Regions from separate parts of the Mus musculus genome. Here regions 1, 3, 4 and 5 are each linked to region 2. Evidence: chromatin loops called from intact Hi-C (ENCODE). Cell type or tissue: left cerebral cortex. All regions are shown on one strand. Each heading gives the region's core, and the rest is flanking DNA. Links, peaks and the distances in the headings are about the cores only. Region 1 overlaps Rnf182 (ring finger protein 182). Region 2 holds the start of Rnf182 (ring finger protein 182). Region 3 has its middle 4.6 kb from the start of Gm20751. Region 4 has its middle 8.3 kb from the start of Gm20751. Region 5 overlaps Gm52070 (a long non-coding RNA gene).

Evidence for each region. Hi-C counts contacts between places; a loop is a spot of excess contacts. Peaks named below come from ENCODE experiments on the same cell type or tissue, not always from the same donor. Only the 100,000 strongest peaks of a DNase experiment are listed, where the experiment ranks them.
Region 1: it touches region 2 in a loop (2.2-fold over the local background); 2 of 42 quality-filtered maps call a loop at or near these places.
Region 3: a loop joins it to region 2, with 1.9 times the contacts of the local background. A loop is called at or near these places in 4 of 42 quality-filtered maps.
Region 4: a loop joins it to region 2, with 2.8 times the contacts of the local background. A loop is called at or near these places in 5 of 42 quality-filtered maps.
Region 5: it touches region 2 in a loop (2.1-fold over the local background); 2 of 42 quality-filtered maps call a loop at or near these places.

The regions. Positions count from the first base shown.
Region 1 is chr13:43,663,506-43,669,893 of GRCm38, reverse strand. It overlaps Rnf182 (ring finger protein 182), which reads right to left. Exons shown (of 2, transcript NM_183204.4): 2 at 1-2,134. The coding sequence starts at 1,919. The coding sequence ends at 1,176. Among named protein-coding and RNA genes, the nearest start is that of Gm52070, 40 kb to the left of the region's middle. In left cerebral cortex, for the core only: no CTCF peak of the experiment used is centred there; a DNase peak (open chromatin) is centred at 3,570.
Region 2 is chr13:43,613,405-43,619,792 of GRCm38, reverse strand. It overlaps Rnf182 (ring finger protein 182), which reads right to left and starts at 3,996. Exons shown (of 2, transcript NM_183204.4): 1 at 3,726-3,996. In left cerebral cortex, for the core only: no CTCF peak of the experiment used is centred there; DNase peaks (open chromatin) are centred at 2,056, 3,168 and 3,894; H3K4me3 peaks cover 2,104 bases; H3K27ac peaks cover 1,011 bases.
Region 3 is chr13:43,708,993-43,715,380 of GRCm38, reverse strand. No RefSeq gene overlaps it. Among named protein-coding and RNA genes, the nearest start is that of Gm20751, 4.6 kb to the left of the region's middle. In left cerebral cortex, for the core only: no CTCF peak of the experiment used is centred there; a DNase peak (open chromatin) is centred at 3,445.
Region 4 is chr13:43,721,941-43,728,328 of GRCm38, reverse strand. No RefSeq gene overlaps it. Among named protein-coding and RNA genes, the nearest start is that of Gm20751, 8.3 kb to the right of the region's middle. In left cerebral cortex, for the core only: a CTCF peak has its summit at 2,379 (motif pointing right); DNase peaks (open chromatin) are centred at 1,120, 1,617, 2,403 and 2,656.
Region 5 is chr13:43,682,201-43,688,588 of GRCm38, reverse strand. Gm52070 (a long non-coding RNA gene) reads left to right here. Exons shown (of 3, transcript XR_003950720.1): 3 at 1-1,081. Among named protein-coding and RNA genes, the nearest start is that of Gm52070, 21 kb to the left of the region's middle. In left cerebral cortex, for the core only: CTCF peaks have their summits at 3,634 and 3,861; a DNase peak (open chromatin) is centred at 3,745.

The DNA of each region.
Region 1 (6,388 bases), core at 946-5,945, 50 kb before region 2:
CTTCGCGTGGACTTTCATAGGACATAAGCTTGAACCCCGGTACCGCTCAGCAGAACAGTTGGGTTCTCAGTGCCTGGCACCAGGGTAGCTGGTGGCCTGTTGCTGGGGTCTTCCTATTACAGGTTCCCCACAGCAGTGCAGGACTCAGCAAAGTCAGCCCTGCCCAAACTTCTAAGACAAGGGTGAGAAGAAACCTTCATACGCTGATAGCAACACATTTAAATGGAACTTTGTTCAGGATAAGGGGTTAGAAATCAAACAAAACATTTTAACCAAATGAAGCATTTTCACACTTTAAGGAATTATTCCAGTGAATATGCCCACATGCAAAAATGGCTCAGATCTTTCCAGAGAAGCCTGGGAGAAAAACACATGTGGGGGGAAAAGGCCTGGGTGGAAGATAAATAGCCATGTCCTGGCATGAAGTCTAACTCTGTGCAAACTTCTCAGCTATGTCTGTCTTCTGCGGCCACCCTGCTAAAACAGGAAGCCTGAAGGAACAACTCAGGAAGATGAGATTGGGGGACCCTGGGGTCGGGGGGGGGGGGTGGAGGGTGTCGGGGACTGCACAGAAGCAAAAGGAATCTGAGAAGAGGCAGCGGACTTCAGAGAAGCGTTACCTCACGAGAGAAAGCACCTGAAGATGATGAGGGGCTACAGCGCCAGGAAAATGAGGGACGCTCCCACATGTTTTAGAGTAGCTTGCCTCTGACATCTATCCACCATCATGGGATACACCTAACTTCAAAAAGGACTCCATGCATCCCCACCTAGGCATGAAGAACCTGCCACAGCTTAACACACCTTATCTGGTACCTGTCTGAAAGCACTCCCTGGGCCTATCTATGCCTTTGTTCTGGGCTATCTCACAGCTATCGGGGCTCCAGGAAAGCTATGCCTTTGCCTCTTGGCTATAGCTTTGCCTCTTGGCTAGCCCCTAGATAGAAGTAAACTTTTCTCTTTTTTTATTTTTATTTTTTTCTATTTTTAATTTTCAGAATCCAGGAAAACCCATCAAGCCAAAAATCTGGATAGGAAAACGGACCACAGACGTATGGCCAAGGGCTTTGTTGAAGCTGTAGACACTAGTCGTAGGGAATACAAAAGAAAGCAGAATCATACATACATCATTTGAACGTAGCCATATGCGCTGAGTTTCCTATGTTGCATATTGATTAAGAAGGAAGTGCCATACAGTCTAGAAATTCATGACAAACGCATTGGCAAAAACCATACACCATCAGGATGACAAGGCTAGAGGGGACAAGGCTAACGAAGACCACCCCCAGGGTGACTTTCTTAGACACCAGTAAGTAGATCCCTAAGGGCAAGGAGCTGAAGTACAGCAAACCTAGCAGCCACACTAACACCCGGATGGACGTCTGAAAGAGCAAGGAGGTGCAGTTCCACACCGTCCAGTTATGGGACACGGTGGTGACAGAGTCGAAACTGGCTGGCCTGTAGAATTCTACCACGGGGGTGGAGCTGAGTGATGGAGAGCTCTCTCTCTGCACCTCCATGATGGTGATAACCAAGCAATTAGAGGACGTGTGGGAAGGGCTGACAAGGGAAGCCAGCCTCTTGGGAGTGAGCAACAGCTCAGTGGGGTTCTCAGGCAGGCATTTCTTCCCTTTGCCCCCACAGGTCAAGTTTACAAGGATGTTGTTGTCATCGGGCAGGCTGCTGACTTCGTCATCCGGCAGACAGGTCTCAAACCTGCAGAAGGGACAGACGATGACCCCCTGGGGAGAGTCCCCAAAGTCTATGATCTTGTAGAGGCATTTGGCGCAGACCCTGTGACAACACTCCAGAACCTTGGGCTTCCTCTGCTTCAGGTTGTACCGATTGTAACAGATCTTACACTCGAGCTCATCCGAGGCCTGAGACTCCGCAGGCTCTTCCAGCGGCTGGCTGGCCATCTTGAGTTAGAGATGCAATCCTTTGTAGGTGCGCCTGGCTAAGCAGTGACTTGGATTAAAGGATCCCTCTGAACATCACATCATCTGAGTCAGGCAAGGAGACTGGGAGGGCTGGAAAAGACGGGAAAGAATCCAGAAGTCTTTTGAACATTTTCAGCTCCTGCTTGGTGCCGTCTCTGACAGGTTTGTTTTTTTTAAAAGGGCAGCTGAAGGATCTGCAAAGAAAAAAAAAAAAACAAAACAAAAAACAAACGAAACAGTGATTGGAATAGAGCAAACAGATCACCGAAAAGGTGTTTCTGAGAACTGCTCCATGACGTTTTCTGAGCTCCAAGGGTCAGGAGCAATAGACCTAACAGATTAAATCCCTTCCTCTTTCACCACTCTGGCCCTGGGGCAGAAAGCTGTCAATGCTTCAATCTACAAACATCAAAAGACGGAACTTAGTCCTAATATGTGTGAAGTGCACTGAGGTACACCTCAGTACCATGCACTCTACAGCTGTGTCTACTGTAGCTAGGACAGATTTATCTCTTTGAAATTTGTACCAAAGGTTGATCTCTTTGAAACATGGGACTCAGTCACAGGACCATTATAAAAAAAAAAAAAAAAAAAAAAAAAAAAACAACTAAGTACCTTCCGAGGTGCACACCTAAAAATCTTCCTACTATTGCTTACTTGTCTGTCTGTCTGTCTAACTGTTTGTGACAGTCTTACTATACAGCCCAGGCTGGGCCCAAGCTCACTACATGGCCCAAGCTGACATTGAATTCAGCAAGGCCATGACTCAGGCTCAACAGTGCTGAGATTGGGGGCCAAGCCCCACAAGCCTCACCACGCCCAGCTTCCCAAGGAAAGTTGTAAGGATGAGCATTAAGGACATGTTCTCAGGAAGCGTTTTGCTAGAGATAAGAGTGTTGGTAAGCGAAACAGATGGTTTCCGTTTCTCTGTTTTGCAAATGCCCTTCCTGTTTGACTAGATTTTCGTTTCAATGACAGTCTTGTGCATACACGTCTATACAAAGTAGGATAAAAATGCAAACTTTTAATATAGGCACTCTAAACACATCCAAATCCTAAGAGAGAGAAGTGAGCATGGAAAATGCATACTATCTCTCTCTCTCTCCCTCTCTCTCTCTCTCTCTCTCTCTCTCTCTCTCTCTCTCTCTCTCTCTCTCTCTCTCACACACTCATACACACTCACACACATGCACCAGAAACACAGAAAGTCATTCATAGGTGGATATCAGGAAATACTCACTATTCACCATCACACCTACTGTGTGTCATGGAAATCCTCCATATAGTCTCACTATTCACCATTGCACCTACTGTGTGTCATGTAAATTCTCAGGGTCTAGGGTAAGCAGAAGGCACAGTGCAATCTGCAGGCCTGATGTTAGCAACAGTGACATTACTGACCTATGGACAAAGGGCAGAAGGCTTATTCACACGCACAGTGGGTCACCTATAGTGAGCATCCGTGAAAGAGAACAGCGGTGTGGAAAATCACCAAACCGGTCTCCTTAGCTTTAATATGTGGTATTTGGGGAGTAGATCTGCCTTGAGTTACACTGCGCTTGGAAAGTCTGGAAATGAATTTGAATTTCTGAGCACACCGCTCGGAGCAACATAGCAGAAGGCTGTCACACCATTTCTGGGGCGAGACAGCAACTGTCTGCAATTCAAAACATGCTATGGATCGCACCGCCCTTACGGGAAGGGGCAACAGAGAACTAATTAAACTCTCGCAGTTTTCAAAATCAAGAGCACATACTGCCATTTTTTCTTAGTTATGAATTTTCCTAATTCTCAAGTGACTTCCTATTCTACAGGACTGTACAGTGGGCGTCAGCGGCAAGCAGTGTGCTTGGGGCAGGGCCAATCAATGGGCTCTGGTGACGAGCCAAAAATTACAGATAGCCTTTTTTCATCTCTGTTCAAAATTGGCCTCTAGGATTTTTTTTCTGTCAAGCATGGGGTTTGGGGATCAAATGTGTGTTTATCATTTAAACGAACCAGGAGCTTTGAGGCTTCTGAACTGGTGTGAGCAATAGTAAACTGTGCTCTTGAAAAGTTACATGGAGCTTGGCTGCCATCCCATAGCCTGACTTTGCCATCTTCAGAGTTGGCTCTCTAATCACTTTCCCACCTGTAATATGGCGACGATCCAATTCAAATTTTTGGTTTCTTCTTGGGTCAAATTTGGACACATATCTGATTTAAAAAAAAAGAAAAGAAAAAGGCTTGTTCGTCTGGGTTTGCAAAGTCTTTGTCCAGTAGTTGACCAGGTTGTCTTCACTGTCTTCCTGTTGACCCCTGAACCTTCAAACAGGTCCCTTCCTCATTCACACTTGCTTACTTTGTCCCTTTTCTTATTGAGCACACAGACTTACACTGGCTGCATCTTGCCGATCTGAGAGCTAGCTACATAGGGTCCCTGTCTTGTTGGGTTTGTTTCCCTCACTTCAGCTTTTTGCTGCACTGTCTCCTCTAATTTACCTTAGTGTGGGTTGCCATTTCTTTTTCTCATTTCATGCTAAAAATACTCCGTGGTCATTTAAAGGTGTGCCGAGGTGGCGACTTCCCACTGTCTACAGCTTTCACTTTCTAGAGCCTGTTGTGGGCATTTAGACAGCCTGACATTTGATCTTCTTACTGCTGGTGCTCTGTGTGGTCAGGGTTCCACTATGTAGCCCTTGCTGCCCTGGAACTCACTATGTAGACCAGGCTAGCGTCCAACTCACCAAGATCCACCCATCACTGTCTCCCCAGTGCTGGAATTAAAGGTGTGCCCCACCATGCCTGGCTCATTTGACTTTTGATTTATCCTTTGATATTATTTCAGTTATCTCATTTATAAGTAGTAAAAAGCTTTCATCACCTTCTTTTATTTATTTCTATTAATGGATTATGATCAGAGAAGAGAACTCCAAAGACCTCTTCCCCTTTGAATTTGCTGTTCTGTGTAGCCAAGTGTGTGCTTAAATTTTCTAAGACTTCCAGAAACAAATGTTCTATATTCAAGAGACATCAGGCTTGGCATAGGTATTAAACATAACTTTGTACCTATTGCTTATCATCTTCACAGTGGATAGGAGATTTTAGAGGTAAGTAGACAGGGTATATTAAAGTGTCTGGCAGGATCATATTTTGTATCTCTAACAGCTTTGCTTTACAGATTCCATGGGATATTTCTTTATGTAAAAGTTCCACTTGCCTTCTTCCTCTACTCTTCCTCTTTACCCTTGAGAATATCATTCTTTAACCCATTGACTACTTTATCTCAAGCACTGCCTCATCTACCCTGCATTGCTCATTCCACTGGCTCCATTTATCTGGGATCACTGTCTAGCCTACTGTATTCAACTTTGATCATTTTATTTCAAGTGTGTGTGTGTGTGTGAGAGAGAGAGAGAGACAGACAGACAGACAGACAGACAAACAGAGACACACACACACAGAGATACAGAGAGAGACAGAGAGAGTATGTGTGTACATTTGTGAGAACATGTGAGATAGTATGTGTGTGTTTGTGAATGTGTACCTATGTGAATGTGTGTGTGCCTGTGTGTGTGTTGTATGTACGTGAGAGAGTATGAGAGAGTATTGTGAGTGTGTGTACATGAGTGTGTGTGTGTGTGTGTGTGTGTGTGTGTGTGTGTGTGTTTGACCTAAGGCCTTCACATGCTGGACAAATGCTCTATACTGAGCCACTGCCCTGGCCCCACTTTTTTTTTTTTTTTTTTTTTTAAAGATTTATTTATTTATTATTATATGTAAGTACACTGTAGCTGTCTTCAGACACACCAGAAGAGGGAGTCAGATCTTGTTACGGATGGTTGTGAGCCACCATGTGGTTGCTGGGATTTGAACTCTGGACCTTCGGAAGAGCAGTCGGGTGCTCTTACCCACTGAGCCATCTCACCAGCCCCCTGGCCCCACTTTTTAAAACACTCTATTTTGACCCAGGATTCCACGAGGTTATTCAAACTTCCCTTTAACTCGCTCCTTAGCCAGACCAGTCTTACACTCATAATTCTGCCCAAGCTGCTGTAGTCACATGCTGGCACTGCCAAGACCACTTTGGGATGTGCTTTTTAACTCAGTCAAACTGTCTCAAAATAAAAATAAATAAATAAAACGTATTACTTTTCTTCATTTACTTGTGTACACACACACACACAAATGTATACATGTAACACTACTTTTTAAAAGACAAGATCATAAGTTTGGGAGGTAGGAGGACATGAAAGAAGTTGAAAGGAAAGGGAGAGATGAGAGGGACATAGATGCAGTGTTCATATATAAAGTTTCAAAAAAATAAATTACCAAAATAAGAACCTAGATATGACCCTGCAGTGTAATGGTTAGCACTCTGGACTTTGGATTCAGTGGTCTGAGTTCAAACCTCAGTGGATCCTGTAATTTCCTTGCTGATATCTTCCCTTGCTGTGAGGGCTATGTTC
Region 2 (6,388 bases), core at 791-5,790:
GAGGCACCAGAGTTTCCTCCCTGCTGCCTGAACACTGTGCCCAAAGGGCACCTGCTGTGAGTGGACCTCCTTCTCACCCACTAGACACTCACCACCCAGTTCCTGGGCCCTTTGACTGAGTTAAAGGGAAGAAAGGGAAACCTGGCATAAGACACTCGAGGATGTGTGTGACAGAAGTGACAGAAGTACACCAACAGAAGCCCAAATGCTTCTGTCCACCACAGCACCACGGCAGACATCCAAAATGAAGAATAAGGATTGTAACGTAGTTTCTCATTAATGCGCACCATCACGCACTGAGTTCCAACATTTTTCTGGTTGAACTACAAATTAGCCAAGTCACATTTTAAAAAGAAGTTCTGAGCGTATAAATGGCTTTTTTAAAATCAGTATGGAGTTAAGTGGTAACTTTTCCCCTAAAACAAACAATCAAACAAACAAAAAATAACCAGGGCAGCACAGTAAACCATGGGAGTAGACTGTTGCAACATGGTGAACCAAAAAACATAAAATCAAAGAAATAATCAGAGTATGTGTAAAATGAATATTCTTCAACCAAAGAGCTCTAATAGCTTCATCAATAAGAAGTTCTTTGGTCCACATTTGTTAACTGTGTCTGAATATGTACTAAGTGCTACATGTAGCTAGAAAATAAAAGAAATCAGTCATTTTGTTTGAACTACACTTCTATCTCAAAAATATAAACATACACGTTTTCCACCCAGCACTTAAGAGTTTGCAGTATGGCTTTAAATTGTTGTATCTTTCCATCACTTCAAACACAAAACTGGAATATACCCACAATCATTTTTCTACCTAATCAGTCATTACTAATAATCTATGCCACCAAATACCCCTTCCTGCCACCATGGCCAGTCTCTTTCCACCTGTTCTCTGCACAGCAGCTATGATCAATACCTGCCGTGCTCAGCAGGTCAGGAAATGATACCTTATATTTATAGCATCTTGCCTCGAGGTCTCAGGGTTGCCTTCTCTCCAGCCACATATTGAAGCCTAAGTGTCTGAGTAATGAAGTCATTAAGAACCGATCGTCCTTCAGCAATGTGATTTTATAAATGCTACCACACATTGCACTGGATGCAATTGTGCTATCACAGTGCAACCAGAAATTGCAAGAGAATGATGGTCCAGAAACAGGAAAGGGAGGGAGGCTAAGTGGCTTTAGACTGCCAGGCAGGATTTAAGGTTACAGACAACTGACACTCAACAGCACGACAGTAACAACAATTTAAAGTTAAAATTCCTTGGCTTGCTTTGGTGTCTTTGAATATATTTGATACACATGAAGAACAGAAATCCCAGGTGGGCCAACCATACCATCATTTACCTGACTGTGTTTTACAACTTAGACCAAAAACTAAGGCCAGTTTTTCTTTGTAAAATTCAGACTTTTAAACCAGGATCTGCAATAAAATAACAGGCACCCTTGAGAATCTTGAAGAGATGTGACCAATCTTTCACACCTAAGGGCATACTTGCTTCCCCCAAGTGGCTGATCTGAGTCAAGTTCCAAGTCCCTAAGGTATGTTTTTTGCATTTCCTACTACAATAGTACAGCTGTCCCCTTACCCATGGTGGCTTTAGCCCTGGTGGTAACTCAAGAGTCCAGGAAGCCAGTGATATATGTAATAGTGAGACCACGTTTCTGTAAGCCACCTAATACAGTTAAGCAGTCAGTGCATTCAATCTGTAGCTGTTTATTTCTGTTTACTTGTTTTATTTTGGAAGGAAGAAAAAGAAAATGGTGCTGTTTGAAGACGCCAAACTATTGAATCTTGTACCTGCAAACAGGAGCCCTTATCTTGCCATCGTAACACTAAGCAGCTCTATGCTTCAACACTCTAATTGTGAGCCACAACTGCCCAGGCTAGAATTCCCAGTGTGGGTTTCATATAGCTACACGTACAGAGTCCTTGTACTTGAATGTTAGGATTGCTGACAAAGAGCTAAATAAAGCTGCACTCCTGGTACCTTAGAAAGAACTCAAATTGTATTTTTAGTACCAAGCAACTACATTCTGTGACTATGTAATGCGCCTTCGGTTTTTTGATGGTCTGACTGCCTCTCGGGCTGAAATGAGAAAAAGCTGATGATTCTCCTCCTCTGCTTCTCTTCTCCACCCCGCTCTACTTCATTCGAATCAGGCTAGTGTTTCATTGCCTTCATCAAGGAGTATTTAGTACAGCATCTGTGAGCCGCGCAGCAGGTAAAAACTCGGTTTCAAAACAACTGTGGAAATAATCTGAAAATTACTGCAGTGTAAATCCTTTAGTTTCCAATACAGGCTTATAATGAAGTGGCATTACTCAAAATTGTTGGCACATGAGAACAAGCTTAGGAACCCAGCAATCAGCAAGCTAACAGGTGTTGGAATCCCAAGGGGGTTGGGGGATATTAAATAATCACTCTGGGATGGCACCTCCTGTAGCTACAATACCCAGAATTCTAATCAAGTTAACCACAACTCAAAATAATCAGTATTACTGTTTCATTAACTATAATATGAGCTAACAAAAACAAAATAGAGTTCCTTTCATTCCATAAAACGTTCTCTAACCTACTTAAACATGATTTTTCTAAGTTGAGTTATACAACTTAATCAGGCGGGTAATTTTCCAGTTATCAACACAGCATCTGTCCCCAATTAATAAAATAACATCTGCACATGTATAATATCCTTAACTGATCACCTGTAACCCGGAAAAGCATGTTTTCTTTCTCTCATAATAGTACATATCATTTCTAGTGCTCTCCCCCCCCAAAAAAGTCTTCACTATCACATTTAAAAATTTTGTGTGTGTGTGTGTGTCTGCAACAAACTATCACGAAATGATCTGCTGGCTTGTGGCCACTGAAAGGGACTGGTACCCACAACTTAAGCAGTTTCCTATCAGGTATCCCAATGCCCTTGGCAACTGCATCTCAGTCCTTGCCAGCACACATAAACACTGATGCAAACACTGCCTGGACACCTGCCTCCGAGGATGCTTTGGATGGCTCCCTTGCATAAAAACACAAGGCATTTTCCACTTGCCTAGAGCGTGAACACAATATCTTCCCAAAACAATAGCAACGATGTCTGTGCCAAGTATCTCCCCAACAAGGTACTGGTCCAGCTAACAGCTCTAGAAAGGCTAGAAACGAGCCCGAGCACTCTTTCCCACCATGCAGTTCCAGATTCAGATCCAAAACCCAGAGGAACTCCAGATACCACTTCTAAATGCGTGGACCACAAGCGTCAGAAGGAGCTGACTTTTCAAAGATTTGTGTTAAATTTAAAAAAGAAGAAGAAGAAAGAAAGAAAGAAAAAGAAAGAAAGAAACCTCTCATTTGCTCCTTGCACCTCCTATCCTATTCTGTAAGGAATTAACCATGAAACACAAAAGTCCTGGGGTAATTTTGTTTCCTTCTTTTCCTCCTAAAGGCGAAGGAGAGAGGTGGAAGGAAAAAGAGACACCTGGCAGGTGGGTATGGCTCGGCCCGCCCCTCAACTTGGTCGGGACAGATCAGGCGGTGTCGAGGGCTCTGCGCCCGGAGCGCGGCCCGAAGTTTGCTACGGGTGCTGGGCTCCCGGGGCTCCGGGAGGCCGTGACGGTGGGTGGCATCAGGGTAGCCCCGCAGGGCATCCGGTGCACACCCCGCAGCGGCTGGACCCCGCGCTCGGGGGACCCTTCCTGGGCCGCGCGGACTGGCGCGCGCCTTACCTGACCAGCGGCGGGGGCCGTGGGAGGACGGACTGGAGGATCGATGGGAGGATCGAGAGCCACTCCGGCGGCGGCGCCAGGGATTGAGGGAGGCGCGGCGGAGGAGGAGCTCGGGAGCCGCGGGCGGGCGGGCCGCTTTGTCTCTACGGCGCACAGCCGACCCTACGTCACCATGGCAACCGCCACTGCCGGGGCCGGCCGAGAGCCTGAACCCCTAAGGCACCACGGTCCGGGACCCCGCCAGCCCTGAGACCCACGCCCTTCTTCTCAGCAGTTGGGTAGTGTGGAGGAGACAAGGACCCCACCCCCAAACACCCGGAGCCACTGCCAGTGTAGACACTCCCGAGTCTCAGAGTCCCTTGCCAGAGACAGGAAGGCTCCAGAGAGCCCTAAGCCCAGAGCCAAATCTTATTGCAGTGCAGGCTCTGCTTTGCTTTCTTACTCTGGACATTCCAAAGCTCTAAGGTCCCCGTCACCACCACATCTTTCTTTTATGAAGCTCTGCCCTCGAAACGGAAATTCACTTAAGGGAGAAGAAAGGACAGTACAAAGTGATAAACTATCACTTTGAGCAACTGGTACTCCGTGCTCCTGTTGCGGCTGCTGCATCAGACACCACCACCACCACCACCACCACAATCACCACCAACCAACCGCAACCTTTGCCTCTGCTGCATTTCTGGTCTCCCACAATCAAGCCAAGCACCTGCCTTGCCAGGGGCTCCCGTGGGAGGGAAAGGGAGCCTTGACTTCTGATGATAAATACGAGATGTTAAACCGCAACTTTTACACACAGGCTTCAGTGTGAATGTGAAACACTGCCACACTGCTTAGGGACGGATTACAACTGCTAAGCATCCACCATGGGCACCAAGTGACAGAGCCACCGTCTAGCTGCATACTGCCGACCTTGACCCTTAGGAAAGCAACTAGGCTCCCTTGGGAGTCTAGATAGCCTCTCCTGAGGAAATTTTTGGAGAAAGAGGGAAAAGTACCAGCAGGCCTTGGGTCATGCTTTTTTTTTTAAAGGACAGAGCTAGAGGGCAGCTCCCCTGGGTGAGTCACTCCTCTATACTATGTTTTCTTGAAAGTTCAGTGACTAAATCCAAATTCTACAGTGTCTTCCTTTGGACCTCAAGAGCAGGCCATGGACTGTCCTGGCATTTGTGAATCACCAAAGAAGTCCCATTAACATGCTAACTAACCCCCTGGAGAGCTATTGTTTTCTGGGCTTTCAAGCTGTCTGAGAAGGACACACCGAAACAACAGCATTACTGAAAAACAAAACAAACAAACAAACAAAGACGTTACCGATAGAGGAGGCTCCATGTATTAACTTATAAAAATAGAAGGTCCATTTTATGTACTAAAATGAAAGCATTTCACTCCTAAGGAAGGTTGCCTACTTTTTTTTTTTTAAATAAAAAGATCAGTAGGTGGGGGAGGGGGGGTGCACGCCTTTAATCCCAGTACTTTGGAGGCAGAGGCAGGCAGATTTCTGAGTTCCAGGCCAGCCTGGTCTACAGAGTGAGTTCCAGGACAGCCAGGGCTATACAGAGAAACTCTGTCTGGAAAAACCAAATAAATAAATAAATAAATAAATAAATAAATAAATAAATAAATAAAAGATCAGTGCTTCCAGATGAAGTCAAGAGAACGAAATCTTTCTGTCACGCCATTAAGTCATTTGAAGATATGTATCAAAACTCAAAGTGCATGTATGTTTCTCCCAGCTATCTGAATCTAAGAAATGTTACACAGAAACCCATGAATAGATAATGAGAGCTATGCAAGAGTGCAACATACCCCCACTTTTCTACCAGCAAAAATTTAAAACAAAGTATATGTGGACCAACAGTGATCTGGTTAAATTAATTTGGTACGGTTGCACTGTACCAAATGTTGCCACTAAGAATAAATTTAAAAATAAAATAAATTAAAAATAATAAAACATACAATAAATACATATTCAACTTCCTGTTGAAAGAACAATGTTGTGGACACCTGCAGTACAGCGCCATAGTTTTTGTGAGATTGTATTGCAGTTGCTGTTTTTATTGAGTGACTATTATTCTCTTTTCCATCATCAAAAACCTCAAATACATGATGTGTAAAAAATACAAGCGGGGCTGGTGAGATGGCTCAGTGGGTTGGAGCACCCGACTGCTCTTCCGAAGGTCCAGAGTTCAGGTCCCGGCAACCACATGGTGGCTCACAACCATCCATAACGGGATCTGACTCCCTCTTCTGGAGTGTCTGAAGACAGCTACAATGTACTTACATATAATAAATAAATAAATCTTTAAAAAAAAAAAAAAAAGAAGAGAGGAGAAAGAGAAGCAACATCAGAGGGAGCTATACAGAGAGAGGGGGATGCAGTTTAAAAAAAAAAAAATACAAGCGTAGCGTGAACCTAGTCTGTATAAAGTTTCTCCATAGCTATCTAAAATAGAGAGTTCTGTGGTCTGGGGGTAAAGTTCCCCACCCCTACCCTACCCCCAGCTCCACGAAGACCTACAGTGTAATGGCATTGAGAGATTTCAGGACCTTTAAGCGGTGAAGCTGAGAGGTGAGTGTGTTGTAATTGTCCTTCATAAAGGGATTAGTGCTCCTGCAGTAGGAAAGTGAGACTGGCCCCGCCCCTCTCATGCTTCCTCTCTCAC
Region 3 (6,388 bases), core at 666-5,665, 96 kb before region 2:
CAAAATCAAAATGGAAACATGTAAATTTTACTTTTGGTCCAAAATGCACAGAAACCACAGCTTATAGGAACTGTTTTACGCATGGAACATGACAAGATATGAAGTCACCCTGCAATACTGTGATGTTTAGGTTCTGGGGTAGATGTAGCCACTGGACTCTAAGAAAGAAGGGACAATGGGTCTTGAGAACTATCTCCCAAGCAAGCATTTCCCTAGAGAAACCAAGGCAGAGAGTTTTTCTATCCAAGGATAGGGGAAACCATAGCCTTTTGTGACAGTGTGACAGGCTGGGCCCCCCTTGTGCTCCGCAAGCCAGGCAATGCCACCATCCATTGGTTCAAGCCAGATTCCTCTCTCTCCTACCTTCTGCTTACCCAGAAGCCCCTGGCTGACTCATCTCCTGCCTCTCTAAGGCCTCCCACTCTTGTCCTCAATCCAAGCTCATCCGTTCTCCCTGGACTTCAGCCATAGCCTCCTACTTGATCTCCTGGCTTGGAGCGAGTCTGGGCCCATCACATTTCTGCTCTGGGAGGCAGTCAGAGCCCTTGTTCTAAAACATTGAGCTGACGAGGCTGTTAATTGTCAGCCTTAAATCCTGTCGTCATTCATATTGCCTTAAGAATACGTCTCAGACTCTTTGGCGGGACCAACAGGCCCAGACACAGTGGGTTACTGGCTTGGTCCTTCAGTCTCTCCCCTTTCCACCAATTCTTCCCTCCCTGGTGTCTCATCTGCATGCTACACTGTTTAAATGCAACCAGTTGTTCCCAGAGGGACATGTATTCCTTGACCCTGCCATGAAGGGCTGGAACTCCTCCCTCTGCTTCAAACTCTTGCCTCTTCTCATTTTCCTTCCCTCATCCCTCCCTCTTAGGTGGGATAAAGCGATGCTCCTCTGTTGGAAATCAGGAAGAAACTGCCTGAGCACAGTGTCATCCACCCTGAAGTGGGAATCTGACCAAATTAAGCATCTAGACTTGTCATGTTTTGGATCAAACATAATGTCTTCCGTAGGCTCAAGAGTTAAAGGACTGGTACCTAGCTGATGGGTTCCTCAGAGATGATTGGACCAAGCAAGCTCTAACTTCACCAATGTATTAATGAATTGATGAAGTCATAAATCAATGGACCACTAGGAGATGAGGCTTAGTTAGGAGTAGTTCTCCAGAGGTATGCACACCTCTGTCTATCTATCTATCATATATATGATAGATAGAGAGATAGTAGATAGATAGATAGATAGATAGATAGATAGATAGATAGATAGATAGATAAGGCCAGGCAGTGATGGCCCATGCCTTTAATCCCAGCACTTGGGAGGCAGGGGCAGGTGGATTTCTGAGTTCAAGGCCAGCCTGGTCTACAGATTGAGTTCCATGACAGCCAGGGCTACACAAAGAAACCCTGTCTTGAAAAAACAAAACAAAACAAACAAACAAAAAGACAAGTAGATAGAGATAGCTCTTCAAATTCAATCTGGGACGAGCATCTCTGATTCGTTACCTTCTCTCTGCCATGCTGGCCTGGCCCATCACAAGCTCAAAGTAACAGAGCCAAGCAGCTACAGTCTGAAGCTGTGAGCCAAGATAAGTCATGTCCCCTTTAAGCTGAATTTCCCTTCTTTTCTTACTGAAAGGAAAGGTGAACCTAGGACATTTGACTAGAGTCAAAATATTGTTACTAAGCAGAGTAAGCCCTACCTCCGATGGACCTGACAGCATGGGGATCCTGCTAGAACAGAGCTCCTCTGTGTGCCCCCAACATCTTCAATGGAGGAGCATCTTCTTCTCAGAAGCCAGCACCAGCCAGAGTGGATGAAGACAATATTGATACAGACTGGGTAGTGTCTACAAGGTTCACACAACCTCTAGGCCTGGAGCTCAGGTATTCCCTCAGGCAAACTTGTCATGGCTAGTTGAAGACCACATGGGTGCAAGGGAGCAAATACTTAAAGAGACTATAGAACACGAAGTAGGTAAGGGACAGAGAGTTGGAGAACTCCAGAGGCAGGTGCACTGAGTGAGTCCTCTTCGGACAGTGAAGCACACTCTACAGAAGGCGCCTCCCCATCTGCAGAGGACTCTGTAGAGGATCCCGGAAGCAAGTGTGTGAGCCATGGCTAACACTGCCTGCAGGGTGTTCACAAAGTGAATGTAACTAGAAATAAAAACCTAAATGGGAGTTTCTGGTAGTCTGGAGGGTTGGGTATTCCCTCTTCCATCAGGACAAAGAGGACATGCCTAAAAGTAGGCGAGACGACCTTCCAGGAGCTTCCTGAAGAATGAGGTCACTCCTGGGTTTCTGGAAAACCTGAGCAGAGACATGCACAGGACCTTGCCTGTAGCTCTCTGAGAACAAAAGTCACAGGGCTTTATTAGCTTAGTGTAGACTTCATGAACCTAAGCAAGACTGACTATGACGATCTAAAATGGGTGACCTGTGGGATTGGACAGAGCTACAAAGGTGGGGAAGGGGAAGCGTGGAGATGAAAACACTTGGTTCTGCGCTCCCCTGAACTATCTGCCCAGCTCGTGCATCACACAAGTGACCTCAGAGCACTGGGGCAGCTTTCCCAGATGAACAACATGGGAGTCTATTGATGGATATAAAGCCTTTGTGAACTCATGTGGGTCTCAAGTAAGCCATGAGAGAGAGAGAGAGAGAGAGAGAGAGAGAGAGAGAGAGAGAGAGAGAGAGAGGCAGCAGCAGCAGCAGCAGCAGCAGCAAGCAAACACCAAATTGTTCCCTCACTCACACCTTGCCATCATGAACAAAAGGGACAGGCTGAGCTGGACCCTAAGGAAGTAAACGCACAATTCACTGGGGATCTAATACACCCTCCTATGGACTTGGTTTTTATTTGTTGTTGATTTCTTTGGTTTTTCAGGAAAGTGTTTTCTTTCCTTTTTTTTTAAGACAGGATCCGTTACACAGTAAAGGCTAGTCACTAATACAGTGCATCCCTCCTCCTCAGACAGTCAATCGTTCGGAATGCATGCATCCCCTGTCACACCCAGCCTATTCCATAGACTTTAATTCAGCTCTGGATTACTGTAGTGTCCAATACAACATAAATGGCTACAAGCACAGTTGTTACACTGGCTGGCTTAGGGGCTAATAACCATCAAAAAGCCTGTATACATTTGGCTCTGGTGAATCTTTAAACTATATTTGGTCAATGGCTGGTTCAGTCTGAGGATGCAGACGCTGTAGGTATGAAGGGATAGCTGCATTTACCACTCTGCCCTGGGACCACTCTTTAGTCAACATTGGAGTCTTGAGAGATGGGTACTGGCTTGAGGGGAGGGAAGGGGAAGCCACAGCTAGCCAGCCAGCCAGAGGAATTCTGCTCTGAGGGCTTGGGGATCTGTCCGTTCTTTCTGGTGAGGGTTGTTGATTCTGGGCACAGACTCAAGAACTGGAAAATGTCAGGCTTTGCTCTGCAAGTCCCTCTGTGATGGGGAGACGCATGTGGAGAGAATACAAATGGGGAACGCTCCAGGCAACAGAATGAAGCCACCAGCCACTCTCCAGGCCTTTAGAGAGACAGAGAAAGAGCTGTGGGGACACATTAGTTCTAGTGGTTTCCGCCTCAAGGAGGGAACACATGGCCTCGCTGTGCACATGAACACTGCAGTATTTCCCTTCACCACAGTCGCCTGTGTTGCCATTTTTATCGACAGATGTGTATATGTGTCTATATGTATAGCGTGTGTCTGTGTGTCTATACATGTAGTGTGTTTGTGTGTGTAGTGTGTATTTGTGTGTGGTGTGTGTGTGTGTGTGTGTCTGTTTATCTGTGTCGCTGTGTGTGTGAACTCTGGAGAACAAAACTCCCAAGTCACAGTTGTCAGCAGGATCATACTCCCAAATACCCCAAGGTAGGATCTTTCATTGCTCTTCCAACACTGGTGACTCCGGGCTCTGGACTGTGGCTTTATCACTATACTCTCCACCTCTCTGTCTACACAGCCTTCTCCTCTGCATGTCTACACTTTCTCTTCTACCTCGTGTAAGATCACTTATGGTTGAATTTAGGGATTACTAGAATAATCAAGAATTATGTCACTGTGAGATTTATAACTTACATCTGAAGGACCTTTTCTCCAAATAAAATTATCCTTATTGTGGGGTACTCATTGTGGGTACATCTTTGCAGGGAGGTTGCCATTCAGAAAGCAAAACATACGTGACAGCATGATGAGAGTCCAGAGTCAGGAGAACCAAACCAAGCTTTATGGGAAAATCCTTTTGTAGAAGTCTGAGACCCGCTTCTCCCTCTCTGCACAAGATGACTGGTAACAGCATGCACTGCCACTCTTTGGGTTTTTGGCAGGGGTCAGCTGCAGTCTGCAGATAAAGAGGACAGAGTTGGTGCTCTCCCGAGACAGAAGCATCTATGTTTGCAGAGACAGCCAGCCCTTCTCCTCCAAACGGGAAAATCCATTGTAAGGAGCTTGGGACCCGTGTCTCCTAGAGCAGTTCCTTGAGTGAGCACCACACTCTAGAGAGCACGTGAAAGTACTGTCGATGTTTAGAAAGGCTTCATGGGCACTAAGCCTTCTTACCATCAATGCTGCCACTGAGAAGTGCCAAATTCTAACAGTGCTTGGGTTCCCTTTGTGGCTGCAACCCTATCATGAGTTTCTACTGTACACCAAACATGAACTCCCTCCCAAACTAGGAGATGCCACTGTGCTAAGAATCCCTCCCACAGCCTCTGGAAGCCTCATTTTCTGTTATTGTATTTATTTTGAAGTTAGGTTTTATTTACATATTTCTTTTGGGGACAGGGAATATGCAGAGGGCATACCTGAGGGAGTTGGTTTTCAACTTCCTCCATGTGGGTCCTCAGAATCAAACCTGGGTTGTCGGGCAGTGGGTGTCTTTACCCACTGGGCAATCTTGCTCGTCCGTCCTTCCTTTTGTTTATACGGAACAATGTTTATTCTTTTGCAGTTCTGAGAAATTATGGAGCTATTGTGTCAGCCCTCACTTTTCTTCATTTTAAGTTTGGTGATATATTCCCTTTCTTTAATATTTGAGTTCATCCAGTTGGTCTTGGTTTCTATCCTTGTCTTATTATTATTATTATTTTTATTATTACTTTAAAATTTTTATTTTATTTATATGAGTACACGTCTGCACTCTTCAGACACACCAGAAGAGGGCATCAGATTCCATTACAGATGGTTGTGAGCCACCATGTGGTTGCTGGGAATTTAACTCAGGACCTCCCGAAGAGCAGGTGGTGCTCTCAACAGCTGAGCCATCTCTCCATCCCTTTTCTTCATTTTACATAGAAACAGCAACACCTCCCCATACTTGTCCAGAAAATCATATGAGTACAACCGCTTTCTCAATATCACATGGCCAGGGATGGATATACTTCAGGGCTCATACCCAGATTCATGCGATTCTAAAACCAGTGAGCTTAACTGACCTATGTTTTCCCCCACTGGTGTAACTTTGTACAACAAGGAACAATTTCTGCCAGTGAGAGACTTTTGCTCTCTCAGGCATGAGCTTCTTGTCCTTCAGAGTCTTCATCTGTGCGTACTTAATAGACCTTTTAGAAAGCTCAGGGCTTGGACTTCAGGAGGTGTGGCCAATGTCAGCCAATGATTCTGGCGTTCTGTTTTTAGAAGCCCCAGTTTCAGGGCCAAGGTCAGGTGGTGCCTTCTACCAGCCTTAGATAAATGAAGGCAGGATGTTAGGCATCAGGCTGGTCTTCCTCCTGTATTTATGGAAACCCTGCTAGGGAAGGGGCCGCTCCAGGGAGGTTTAAACTCCCTGGAAGGTGTGAGCATAAACAAAGGAATCTAAAGCCAAGTATTAGGTGAAGTGCAGACCATTAACAATAGGGTATCCTGAGAAGGCAAAAGCCAGGGGATATGACTGTTCAAATCCCCACTCAGGGCCACGCTAGCGGTCAGGGTGGGATGCTGACCTGATCTTAAAGGAGCTAGTCATCTTCCTGAAGGCTGGGGTTGAGCTGAAATCCTATTTTCTTTAGCCAAGGTTCTGAGTCAAGGATCTGAGCCAGGGAGGTAGTTGGTAAAACACTTTCCTCATAAACACGGGGAAGACCTGAGTTCGTCTCTAGAATCCAGAGAGAGAGGGGAGCAGAGGGCACCTGGTTAGGTGTTTGTAATCTCAGCGCTGGGGAGATGGGAGCAGGTAGATCCCTGGGACTTCCTGGTTCTCCACCCTAAAATACTTGACAAGTTAAGGCTATTAAAAGACCCTGTATCCCCCACACACACAAAAAAAATAGACTGGCACCCAAGGAATTCCTGAAGGCAACCTCTAGCCTCCACACACATGTGCACACATAAATATCATACAATAATATGTTCAGGAGATACTTAGAAAGCCAAGAAAGTCC
Region 4 (6,388 bases), core at 422-5,421, 110 kb before region 2:
ATCTTTTCATTCCTCTGTCAAATTTCTCCTTCTAACCAGGAGCATCTCTGCAGACGTGAGCTGTCTACACAGCCACGATAGCAAGAGCTATCAGGCCATGGCACCCTGTACTCTTTCAGAAGCGCTGGCTCACTCTGCAGGTCCTCTGGTCTCTGTGACTCTGCATCCTCACCTCGAAACACAGTGGCTCATGGTTGGGACAAAGTGTATGCTCAGAGAGAACACAGGGACATATGATCACTTAATTTATTTTCAATGATGTGTACCAGGCCAGTGGGACTGGGCCAGCTGAGCTACCACCCTTGAAGTTCAGAGGCAAACACAAAATGTGGATGTGTTTCTGGTGGATGAATGAACCTGCTTTGTGGTGCAGCATTGAGCAGGTGAAGGGGGGGGGGGGAACGGAAGGGAGGGGGAGGGGGAGGGGAAGGGGAAGGGACGAAGAAACCTTTGTGGGCTAATCTAGGAAACTGCTGTTTTCTCAACCATTTCCTTAAGCATTTAAACACAACTCAGGAGAACAACACTGCCTGTTCCATTTTAAAACGAAATCAGAGGTGGACCTCTAATCCTAGCATTTGGGAAGTTGAAGCAGGACTATTATTGCATGCCCCAGGCCATCCTGGGCTACATAGGAAGTTCAGGGTCAACATGGCTCATAGCAAAATCCTGAATCAAAATCAAGGAAGGAAAGAAGGAAGGAAGGAAGAGAGGGAGGGAGAGAGGGAGGGAGGGAGGGAGGGAGGGAAAGAGGAAGGCAAGCCCATTCAATTAGCTAAGTCTAAATGCATCGTCTATGTCATGGTGAATACTGGTTAGCCTTCAGAGATTCAAATCCTGCTCTACTTATCTTTGTTTACTTCCCAATTTGTTGAAGTCTTTGTTGAATTAACTAAAGAATACAGCATAAAAAATTAATTTAAGTCCAGTGAGGTAAGGTCCCTGTAACCAACCATATGTCTATTAACAAGCACACTTCTGGGCTCTGTCTGTCTCCAAGTGGGAGGACCACACGAGAGCGATCCACATGGCCTGGCCCAGAGGTCATGTGATGTTTTCTTCAGGCACAGTGCCACCCTCTGCCTCTCCCCCACTCCATTGCTGGCAGCTCCCCATGCTCTCTCCCACTGAAGTGTCCCCTATGTGTCGAAGACGTTCTTGGCAGGGCCTCCAACCAGAGGAAAAGTTGGCCCTTGTGAAAGATCTATATTAGCTTTCCGGAGAAACAGAGATGTCTGACCGATGGAGAGACCACAGAGACAGCCAGTAATTAATCTTCACGGAGCTTCGGATTCTTGGCACAAGCTTCACGAGCTGGCATTCAGTGTGCATGTTGACAGGACTCCCTGATTCCTCCACACGTTGGATAAAAGGTAGACGACCCTAAGGTGAGAGCAATTAGCACAGTCTACAGCCCGGATCTGCGGGATCCTGAGCACAGGACTTCAAAAGGCCTCAGGTTCCCCAGAGCAGGTGCCGAACAGCAGGAAGGTCAGTACCTGAGCAGACATGGGGATGTCTCTTTCATCAGGTGGCAGAGCCATCTCCCAGCTGACTGTGTGGGGGAAAAGCTACCGTTTGGCTTTAGCATAATAAAGTCCCTTTACTCCTGTATCTTGTGTGTAGTCTTGGGTGGGGAAGGCAGCCAGTGATCAGGGTTCATCCATCTCTTTAATTCTATTCCCTGTCCCAGACCCAGAAAACGGAACTCACAGGAGACAGGACATCGGATCTTTACAGGTGACCCTTATCTCCTAGGCCTATCTGCAAGTACTTCACAGTAGAATAGGCGGGCCAAGATCCCTTAGAGAACAGGGGATGCTGGGACTAGTGACCCAGAACAGGTATATGGTTGGATGTTAAGTCAAAGATGGCGCCTGAGTTCCCAAGGCATTGCTTCCCAATCACATATTATTAGATTAATGTGTTTAGGCTCAAAGGGTTTATCCATTTCATGTGTGTGCTTATGAATGAATGTGCATGTGTGCACCACATGCATGCATGCATGCATGAGGCCTTAAAGATCAGTCAGAAAGAGGCATCAATGGATATGCTGGATCCCGAGGACAGATGGCTGTCAGCTACCACCTGGATTCTGGAACTGAACCTGGGTCTCCTGGAAGGGAAGTAAATCGAGTTTGTTTGTTTGTTTGTTTGTTTTTACCTGCTCAGTCATCTCCTTGGCCACTACAATTAAAAACGTAACAAAACAACACCCATTTCATCTTTTCACCCATTTTTCTAAAAAAGCAAGATTTTCTAGCGTGATGTCGACATAAGCTGTAGACCCAGGTGAGCGCTGAGTACCCACTGATTATCTATGAATGTGGGTCATTATTTTGTCTTTCTTCAGGGAAGTCATTGGGGGCAGGGTCTGTGTTCTGACCACTAGAGGGCAGCTAAGAGCAAGACACGGGTCTGAGATGCAGCATTTAGGAGGAATGACCTCAGGCAGAGCAGAAACAGCCCAGCCCTTGTCAGGTGAGCGAGCCATACACTTCCTCACACACTTCTGAGTAGCCTTTTATTACTAAGTTGACATTATGCCATAAGAACCCGATATGCTAACATAAGAATGCTATGTGAGAACGGAATTCTGAGCAGAGACTTGGTAGTCAAGCTTAAGAGAAGATAGAGATCAGTATGGAAACAAAACCAACACAATTCTCTCGGGGCTTATCTGTGAAGCGGAATAAATCATTCCCCTGCAGAAATCAGAATTCAGTTGCGTCTCACAGCCTGAAGAGAGTTCATTTTGAGCGTGTTCCTGGCTGACCCATCTTACTGAACCACCTGGCGATTTGACCCATGAATCCCTCAGCTGTTGTGGGTGTGCTATGGGTTCCATCATGGTTGTAGTTGGAAAAGCTGATTTTTCACAGGCAGGGAAACTGTTTTTTTTTTCTTTTAACCACCTCTAATCTCCAACAATTAGCCTATGGTGGTCATTTTTGCATTGCTCTAACACACACCCTACGACAGCGATTCTCAACCTTCCTAATGTTCCTCATGTTGTGGTGACCACCCCTCCAACCATAAAATTATTTTTGTTGCTACTTTCACAACTATAGTTTTGCTACTGTTGTGGATCGTAATGTAAATATTTGTGTTTTCCAATGGTCTTAGGCAACTCCTATGGAAGGATCATTCAACCCTGCAAAGAGGTCAGGACCCACAGGTTGAGAACCCCCTGCTCTAAGGTGTCATCTCTCCATCGTTTCAATGTCCCTGCGGTAACTGAGGAGCCTGAGTATCTTCCCAGGCATCTTCACTGGCCTGCCCTTTTCTTGGTGCAAACTGAGTGAATCCCTCAATGGTGGGCACTACCACCTCTCTCCCAGGGTTTCTGCTAGGGGCTTACAGGACCGCAGATGTTGAAAATAAACAAAACAAAACAAAACAACAACAAACCCCACATAGCCTACGTCCACACCAACAATGTTTTTCAAGTACTTGAGTACTTTCTATTGTCCCTGGGCAATGTCACAACAATGGAATTTAAGCATCTTAATTGGCTCTGGGTTTAATTTCAGAATCAAAAAAAAAAAAAAAAATAGGATGTCTGGTTCAATAACCTGAGAAGAGGTTGGCTTAATAGACAGAAATAAAGAACCAGAAAAAAAGCTGATCGTTTCAAAGTCACCGTCCTTTGTAAGGTGGGACAAGGGGACAGAATAACAAGAACAGAGAGACTGGATAACAGGGTTATTTCAGGCCACGTCTTTGTGTATGGATTAAAATTAAAACCAATGTAAATTCATCAGCATGCGGATTGAAACTGACCTGTTTCGGATAGTTGGCTCTTATCTCTCATTTTCCTTGAGAGGTCGGATAAACAGCTTAGTTTCAGCTTGATGATGAAGGCCTTGGGCATGAGTGATTCCATTTTAAATTATAACCCGGTGTGAAGTGGGGGGGAGGGCCTAGGGAAGGAGCTGAGCTCATAGCAATGGCCTCCTGGGATTTCCGCTTAGCATTCTGTGCTGGGTTCTAGCATCTGCACATTATTTATGTTCCCCTCTCCACAACCTAGTTAACAAGGTGGGGACTCATGCCCGTACCATTTTTGATAGGATAGAGACTCAGAGAGTGAAGTCAGGAGAAAGCTTGGGCCTGCGCGGATAGCTCCGCCAGGAAAACACTTGCCATGGAAGCTGGATGACCCGAGTCAGAGCCCCAGAACTGGCATTAACAAGCTCGGTGTGTTTGGGCAGGCAGAGCTCCATGGGTTCAAGGACAGCCTGGTCTACATAGTGAGTTCAAGGACAGCCAGAGCTAAACAGTTTATTCTTGGGAATAAAAAAATAAATAAATAAGCTGGGTGTGGTGACCTTTGCTCATAATCCCAACTCTAGGAGGCAGAGATGCAAGGATCCCTGGAGCACGCTGGCCAGCCTAGGCTACTACACAGTGAGACCAGGCTAGTGAGATGCTCTGCCTCAAGAAGAAAGACAAATGGTTCCTAAGGAACCTGGGTCTCCACACATGCCTGCCCTCTCTCTCTCTCTCTCTTTCTCTTTCTCTCTCTCTCTCTCTCTCTCTCTCTCTCTCTCTCTCTCTCTCTCTCACACACACACACACACACACACACACACACACACACACACACACACACACAGAGCAAGAGAGAGAAGGAAGAGGGAGAGCCTGAGTAAGCCCTCTAGCTTCGCTGGCTTTTATCACCAGTTTCAGAAATGATATAAACAAGACACTCTTACTAGCTTTGCTATAGACACCTTGTGGGTTAAAAATGGGGTCCCGAGTCCGGCCTGGGGCTCGGGCCTCTCAGGAAGGCAGAGTGTGGGAAGTTTGCACACCCCACACCATCGCTAGGTGGCTGTGAGAAGCCGCAGGACCCCGCTCCGGGGGTGGGAAAGGCACAGGCTGGGGTCCCTGCAAACCTGCTGGAATTGGCTCGGAGTCCCGGGACCACTTTGAGGCTAGGGATGGCAGGTTCTCGCTCTTGGGCACCACAGATGCCACTGGATGTCAGTAAGAGCTGAGAACAGAGTGGAGACCCACGGGGCTGGCTCTGGCCTGGGCCGAAGGGACACGGGCAGGAGGAGAGAGCTCTGGCAGGTTCCAATGGGGAAGAGAGTCTTTGGCTGGTACTGCCAAAGGCTTGGGTTGGTGGAAGCCATGGCTGAGAACGCAGGGAGGCCTCCCGCAGGAGGTTAGACACACAGCTCGTTAGAGAAGGACCTGCTCCATTGCTCCAGCACAGCAGATTCCGATAAGGAGAGACAGTCCATGTTTTTAAGGTGTTTATTATAGAAAGATAGAGAGTGTGAGAGTAGGGGAGTGGAGGCCAGCCATGGCCACGGGGGAGAGGGGGGGGGAGTGCAGAGAAGGGGGAGCAAGGGAGGGAGAGGCAAGAGTGAGAGAGTAAGAGCAAGAGAGGGAGGAGGGGGCAAACAGCCCCTTTTATAGTGGGTCAGCCTACCTGGCTGTTACCAGGTAACTGTGGGGAGGAGCTTACCTAGCTGTTGCCAGGCAACTGTGGGGGTGGAGTCCAGACAGAATACCAGGAGCTTGGGGTATTGCCCTATAAGACTGATGTCCATACACCTCTCTGAGGAGAGCTGTGGGAGGCTGTAGCTATGACAGGAGCCAGGGGCCCAGGAGGCATGTTCGAACATCTGCTGTCCCTTGTAGGTGATAAGTTACCTGCCACATCTCCAGGGTTCAAAGCCTGCGCGCTCGACTGCAGACCAGGCTGCCTATGCATAGCTCACCACCCCACAACACCTCTGAGTTATTGCATACAAAGGCAACAGTTGACCAAGTTGGTTTTTCAGGAGCATGGAAGTAGCTCAAACCAGTTTAAACAGCCAACTACCTACCTGGGCCAGTATCAAATGAGTGACAGAATTCTACCACCAGAGAAGACTAATCACTAGGCTTTGTAGACATGGGTCCTGTGAAGGGCCATGATGTAGACTTACATGTGCATGGACTAGCCTCAAATTCACAATGTAGCCCAGCCTGGCTTTGAGTTCATGCCAATCCTCCTGCCTCAGCTTCTGTGAGTATTGGGATTACAGATGTACGCTATGTTACCTGACTTCTTGTTGTTGTTGTTGCTGTTGTTGTTGTTGTTAGGAGCATGTGTTTGTTCATACTGTACACCTGTTACTAAGCCAAACATCACAAAAGATACTGGTGCTCTCTGCATAACCGCAGGTCCTTTTTTATTCTTTTCCTTTCAGAGAATAAAGTATCTATTTATGATTGGTGTTTGACTTGCTTTTTCTCCAACTGGTCAGGAAAATATCAAAGGCTCCTATGATACGTGTGCATGTTGTCAGTTAGGAGGAGCCTGTATTAATGAGGCAGAAAACTGGCCCGGCTTCCACAGTGCTCCACTGCATTCTTTGACCTATATATA
Region 5 (6,388 bases), core at 917-5,916, 69 kb before region 2:
TAGGCCTAACCCTATGATGCACGGTGTCTTTCTTCAAGCTTTCAGAGGCTCACCATCAGTCCACCTCTTGCCATGACGATTTGGAAGAGGTTGAAGAGAGTCCTTCCCTTCTGTTTTCATGCTGGAATTGGAAATAAGAAGAGGTTTTCTGACCCGGCTTTCGTGTCGTACAGATCTGTGTAAATGGTGTAGGAGCTTTGACGCAGGACCAGGCTGGCTCCCACATCTCATATCCTCTGCCTACATTCCTCCACCGCATGGTATGGAGAAGCGTACTCCATACGGTTCTTTCATCAGGATAATTTGGAATGTAGCAACCCATACAATTGGCCTACATCAGCAGCTTCCTGGCAGTCAGTCTGACCTCCCGTTTTCATCTAAACTTAGGTTTCTGAGCATAACCTCATCACGACCTACATAACAGCAGCGTGGTATGCATTGCAAGTGTAACTGGAGGAGAAAATGAGGGAAAAGGTCATTTTACACCATTTCTCATAGAAAACTCCACAGTCCAAATCTTCCTTCCATAGCTAAGTAACGTCTTCAACAGCAGGAGAAAGGAGGCAGTAAGGTTTGAGATGCACAGACACGGCGAACAGGAACATACATCCCTTGCTGTGTTCACACAAATGCCCGGAGGACAAAAGAAATGGAGGCTCCTTGAAAGACACATGGAAAGTAATGGCTGATACAAAGAAAAGACAACCCAAATCATGCCCAATTCCTCAGTGACAACCAACCACGTCTAACAGTGGCCCTAGATCATCCCAGACCTTTTTCTGTGGGTTTTTCCCCCCTACTGTAGAATTGTGCCAAGTATATAAATTAATTTCCTGACTGTTTTCCTTGTAATATTAATTTTTAAAAATCCCCACGATTACCAGAGAAGCCCCACAGAGAAGATCTGCTCCTAATTAGTTGTTTTGTCTTTGTCTCCCTGAGATAGATGCCTCTGTTCCCAGGTCTCACTGTGCTCTGATGAGGTAGGGATTGTCCTGGTTGGCTGAGCTTTGCCTGGCTAGTTTTAAATCTCGAAGGGCCATCCAGGGACATAGTGATGGTTCAGAGGGCAAAAAAACTACCACGTGAGAAAGCATTTCCATAGGGTGGGGGTGGGGATGGGGATGGGGATGGAGTGCTGGCAGCTGGCAAATGCAGCAGAGAGGGAGAGAGCAGAAATATTATTGAGACAATCAAATTAACTGCTGCTCTAAAAGCCAGATTATACTTCTATTATCTACAAGCCAAACAAAGAATCTCTTACTAAGCACAGGCTGGGGCCAGCTAGCTCTCTGTGGTACTAATGAAACACGTGGGTAGGGAGAGGCAGAAGAGATGGCTGATTTTAAGAGTATTTATAAAGGGCCTAAGTTTGGTTCCCTGCACCCACATTAGGTAACTCATAGTTCCAGGAGATCCAATGTCCTCTTTCTGTCCTCTAAAGGCAACTGAACGTACATTTGGATAGTAACACACGCAAACGCACACACATGGGCATGCGTGTTTGAACAAATAAAAATAAATCTTAAAAGGTAAAAGTGACTTCAAGTTAACAAAAGGGGCTGGGGGGTGCTGAAGAAATTACTCAGCAGTTCAGAGAAGTTACTGCTCTTGCAAAGGACCCTTGTTTGGGTCCCAGCCCCACATGGTGGCTCACAACCATCAAACCATTTGTAATTCTGGTTTCAGGAGATCCAGTGACCTCTGTGGGTTCCTGTGTGCATAGGAGTGGGGGCACACATATAAAGGTAAATATTTACACATAAATAAAAGACATGTAAATAAATCTTTTAAAAGAGGGAGACAGACAGACAGAAGAACTTCTGGAAGGCATTCACAGTCAGATAAACGATGTGTTCACTCTCTTTAAGGCCAGAGAATATGAGATAGCAGAGTTACGTGAGCAATGAATGAAAGTGACTAAGGAAGATTGAGGAAAAGTGTCAACTCTAATTAAACTTTTATAGCTCTCTGAACAACTGAATGACAGCATTAGAAGGCATTATGGATTGCTTTGTGTCCCCTAAAAATTAGTATATTGAAGATCTAACTCCTAGCGCTTACTATGAAAAGGGTTGCTCCCAGTCTAATTAGGACACGGTGATTCTGAGTTAGGGGAGCACTAGTCCAACAGTTCCCTGATGTGACAGGATTTTCCCTGTCCAATTAATTTAAGCATTTGTGCATCAGGAGGCCTGTGATTGGACAGGGAAAATGGGGGTGGAGCTAAGAGTTGCAGAGACAGGGAGCAACACAGGAAGAGGGGAGAAGGAAGCAAGATGGAGGACGATCAGGATGATTCCGAATGGTTTTCAATAGCCACAGGTAGATATAATATCATACAGGGAAAGAATAATTGGGGGTAACTTGTCCAATCTAGGTGGGCAGCTTGTACCATTATCAATTAGCCCTAAATCTATTGTGTGGGCATCTTGTATATTGAGAATTTATTGGTGTATAACTCTGGCTGATTAATTATAAGTGTCTAGAGTTTTGTTTTACAGTTACTGGAGTATAGGACCACCAACCACAGGGGATTTATGACTAAGAAGGTATGGGTGGCACTGAGACAAGAGAACCGGAGCTGGCAAGACTGCGGTCTAGGCTGCTGGGGCTAGCCTAGAGATAGAGGACTCGAGACTGCCACCAGGGCAGAGAGTAACTAGATGTAGCACGGGGGCTTGCTGGTTCTTTTTTAATATTTCCCACAACACCCTGTTATAAAAAGGGAAGATTTGGGGCACAGAGTCAGAGGCATCAGAATACTGCTGTGTAAAGACTAGAGCAATATGTCTCCAGCAAGAGGCTTCCAGAAGCTGGGAGAGGGGCCTGGTAAAGATTATTTCAGAGCCTTCAGAGGGAGTTGAGCACTCCCCACATCTCAGTTCTCAAAGCTCTCTCTATACATGGGAGAGAACAAATATGCTTCTTTTTTTATAGTAACCACAGGGAGCCAGCACAGAAGGGACCCTAGAAGCTATTTTATCCAACTTCCTATGTCACATAGATCTCTATAATGAATGAGAGGGTCACATTGACCACTTTTCTAGTTGTTTTCTGCTATTATAACAGAATACCTGACACTGGGTAATTTTGAAAGAAAAGAGGTCTTAACATCGCCTATGGGTCTGAACACTTGGCTTACAAGTTCAGTGGTTCAGTCCATTATCATCAAGGCGGGAGCATGGCAGCATCCAGGCAGGCATGATGCAGGCAGAGCTGAAGGTTCTACATCTTCATCTGAAGGCTGCTAGCAGAATACTGACTTTCAGGCAGCTAGGATGAGGGTCTTAAAGCCCATGCCCACAGTGACACAACTACTCCAAGAAGGCCACACCTCTAGTGACAGGAGCTCAGGGTTGTTATTTCAATTATTTTGTCATGCTTTGATGGTAGAAATGTTACCAAGGCAGGCTGCTGTTAGAGGCCACCATTTCCCCTGGAATGTTCTGATTTACATTTGATACGGAAATGGTGGAAATGAAAGTCTGTGTGCCTCTGTAGTTCAGCCACCAACCAACAGCCCATTAATTACCCAGAGGCAATAGAAAGTGCCAGCGCGCCTCCTGGAAATAAACAGCCTGTGAATCCTTGCTCTGTCACTACAAACTCAAGATGGAGCACATGCTCCACACCCTCCTGGATAGAGCAGAGCCTTCTGTCCTGCACGGGGCCTACCATGAACAAAGCGATGCTAACAGGCTGGTCCCCTGAGTCATAGGAAGTTCAGTGCTCGAGCCAGAAGCCCAGCTGCTTCCTTTCCTGAGACAAAAAAACGGCAGGAGAGGAGATGGAGCCGTGAGTCACACAGTAACACTGGAAATGGCAAAATCCCACAGGAGTCAGCGGGGCATCCAGAGACATCTTTGTTATGTTCTGCTAGGTTCCGTCTATCCTTCCAAGCAACGGTGTTTCAGAAGGGACTGGGAGCTGGAAGACTGCCATCTCCCCTGCAGGCTGGTTCAGTACTGTTACACAGACACTGACCATTACCCCAGGGAGGGAGTGACTGGTGTGATGGAACTGGGTAATCTGAAAGAGTCAGCTGCCAGGAGGTGCCTGGGTATCAACTGACTCATGGTCAGGGATCAATGCTTTGTAGAGAGATGGTAAACAGACCTCATTTCCAGAATGCCTGACTCTGGCGGGGGAGTGAAAAACTCTGTCCCTGCCTATCCTGTAAGCATGGCTGGCATCCAATCTCCAGGGTTGTCACCAGGCTTAGATTCTGTCTCTTCCCCAGTGGGTTCCATGTTCTAAGGGGATCAGTTCTCATTAGCACCGCTCACCTCTGGCCAGGTGTCTCTTACTGTCCAACCAGTGATGGGAGTATACCTCTTTCCTGCATCTCATTAGAAGTGGCCATATGGCTCGCTTGGGCTACTAAAGGACTATGGACAGAAGAAATACGTCTCACCTGTGAGCAGAATAACCCCATAACTCCTTCCAAGCAGGCAAGTCAACCTACCTGTGTCTCATACAAGTGCTATCCAGCTCAACCTTGCCTACCTTCCAGGATCAGAGAAGATGGGGCTCATCCAGGATGCTGTGGCTGTAGCTGACGCTTCTGTCTAAAAGCCTCCACTCACCTAGAACCCTTGGAAGACAGTGATAGGCAGAAATCCATAAAAATCCACAGTGGTTGTACAGAGTAAACCAGAAAGACTTGGGGGTTGAACCTCTGAGATTTGCAGTACTAAATCTCACCGGTATAACTCTATCATCTGCTATTAAAAAAAATAAGTCCCCACTTGAACCCCAGGACTGAAGACCTCCATGTGGGAACTTGAGGACAGCTTACAAGAGGGGATTCACTCTTTCAACCATGTAGGTCCCAGGAATCAAATTAATCTCTTAACTGTAATCCCCTATAAAATCAAAACCATCAGGCTTAGCAGCAAGAGCCTTTACCACTGATACATCCTTCACCACCCAAAGGATGCGAGCAGATAGCGTTCTGACCTCAGAGTCCAGCAGTTCTGACCTCAGAGTCCAGCAGTTCTGACCTCAGAGTCCAGCAGGATTTCTTTTTAAAGTTTGTAAGACTGAAAAGCATAAAGAGAAAAACTGAACCAGAACAAAAATGTTTCACAATCAACATCACAAATTGGAGCAACAAGCCACAGACTGGAAGGTATCTGAACATGTCTGACAAGACCCAAGTACAGAATTCACATTGCGTATTCTGCAGAACAAACAGAAAGCAAACCAAACCAGGGGATATGACAGCACTGTCTTCGGGTTTTTTTGCTGTGCAGAGATACCATGACCATGGCAACTCTTATAAAAAAAATTTTTAATTGGGGCTGTGTCTTAGTCAGGGTTTCTATTCCTGCACAAACATCATGACCAAGAAGCAAGTTGGGGAGGAAAGGGTTTATTCGGCTTACACTTCCATGCTGCTGTTCATCACTAAAGGAAGTCAGGACTGGAACTCAAGCAGGTCAGGGAGCAGGAGCTGATGCAGAGGCCATGGAGGGATGTTCTTTACTGGCTTGCTTCCCCTGGCTTGCTCAGCCTGCTCTCTTATAAAACCCAAGACTACCAGCCCAGAGATGGTTCCACCCACAAGGGGCCTTTCCCCCTTGATCACTAATTGAGAAAATGCTTTACAGTTGGATCTCATGGAGCATTTCCTCAACTGAAGCTCCTTTCTCTGTGATAACTCCAGCTGTGTCAAGTTGACACAAAACTAGCCAGTACAGGCTGGCTTACAGTTTTAGAGATTTAGTCCATTATCATCATAGCATGAAGCATGGTGGCACACAGGTAGACATCATGTTGCAGAAGGAGAAGGAGACTATGTGCCACACTGAGATTATGTGTCACACTGGGCATAGCTTGAGCCTCGGACCTCAAAGCCTGCCCCCACAGTGACATACTTCCTCCAAAAAGGCCACACATACTCCCAACAAGGCCACACCTTCTAATAGTGCCACTCCCTATGGTTCAAGCATTCCAAAACATGAGTCTATGGAGGTCATATTTATTGAAACCATCACAAACACATACACTGAAAAACTGCTGAAGGTATGTTGTAGCTGTGGACACACAGACTAGAGCAAGTATGAAATATTACAGACATCTACAAAGCAATTGGGCCAAACTGAGTGAATTCTACAACACGTAAACCTCTCAACTACAAAATCATTTTTCTTTACACCGTGTTTCCTAAAGGAACCCCGAGAGAGTGCATAAGGCCTGTAATCGGGACATCTTTCTTGTCTTTAATGGCAAACCATCAGGAGTAATTTAAATGGCCATCAGCAACACGTACCACAGAATACTACACAGTCCCTGTTGTCAACATAGATAAATCTCAAAACAAGCGAAGACAAGAAAATAATGTCACAGCAAGTCACAGCAGGTATACTATGTCCCATTTATA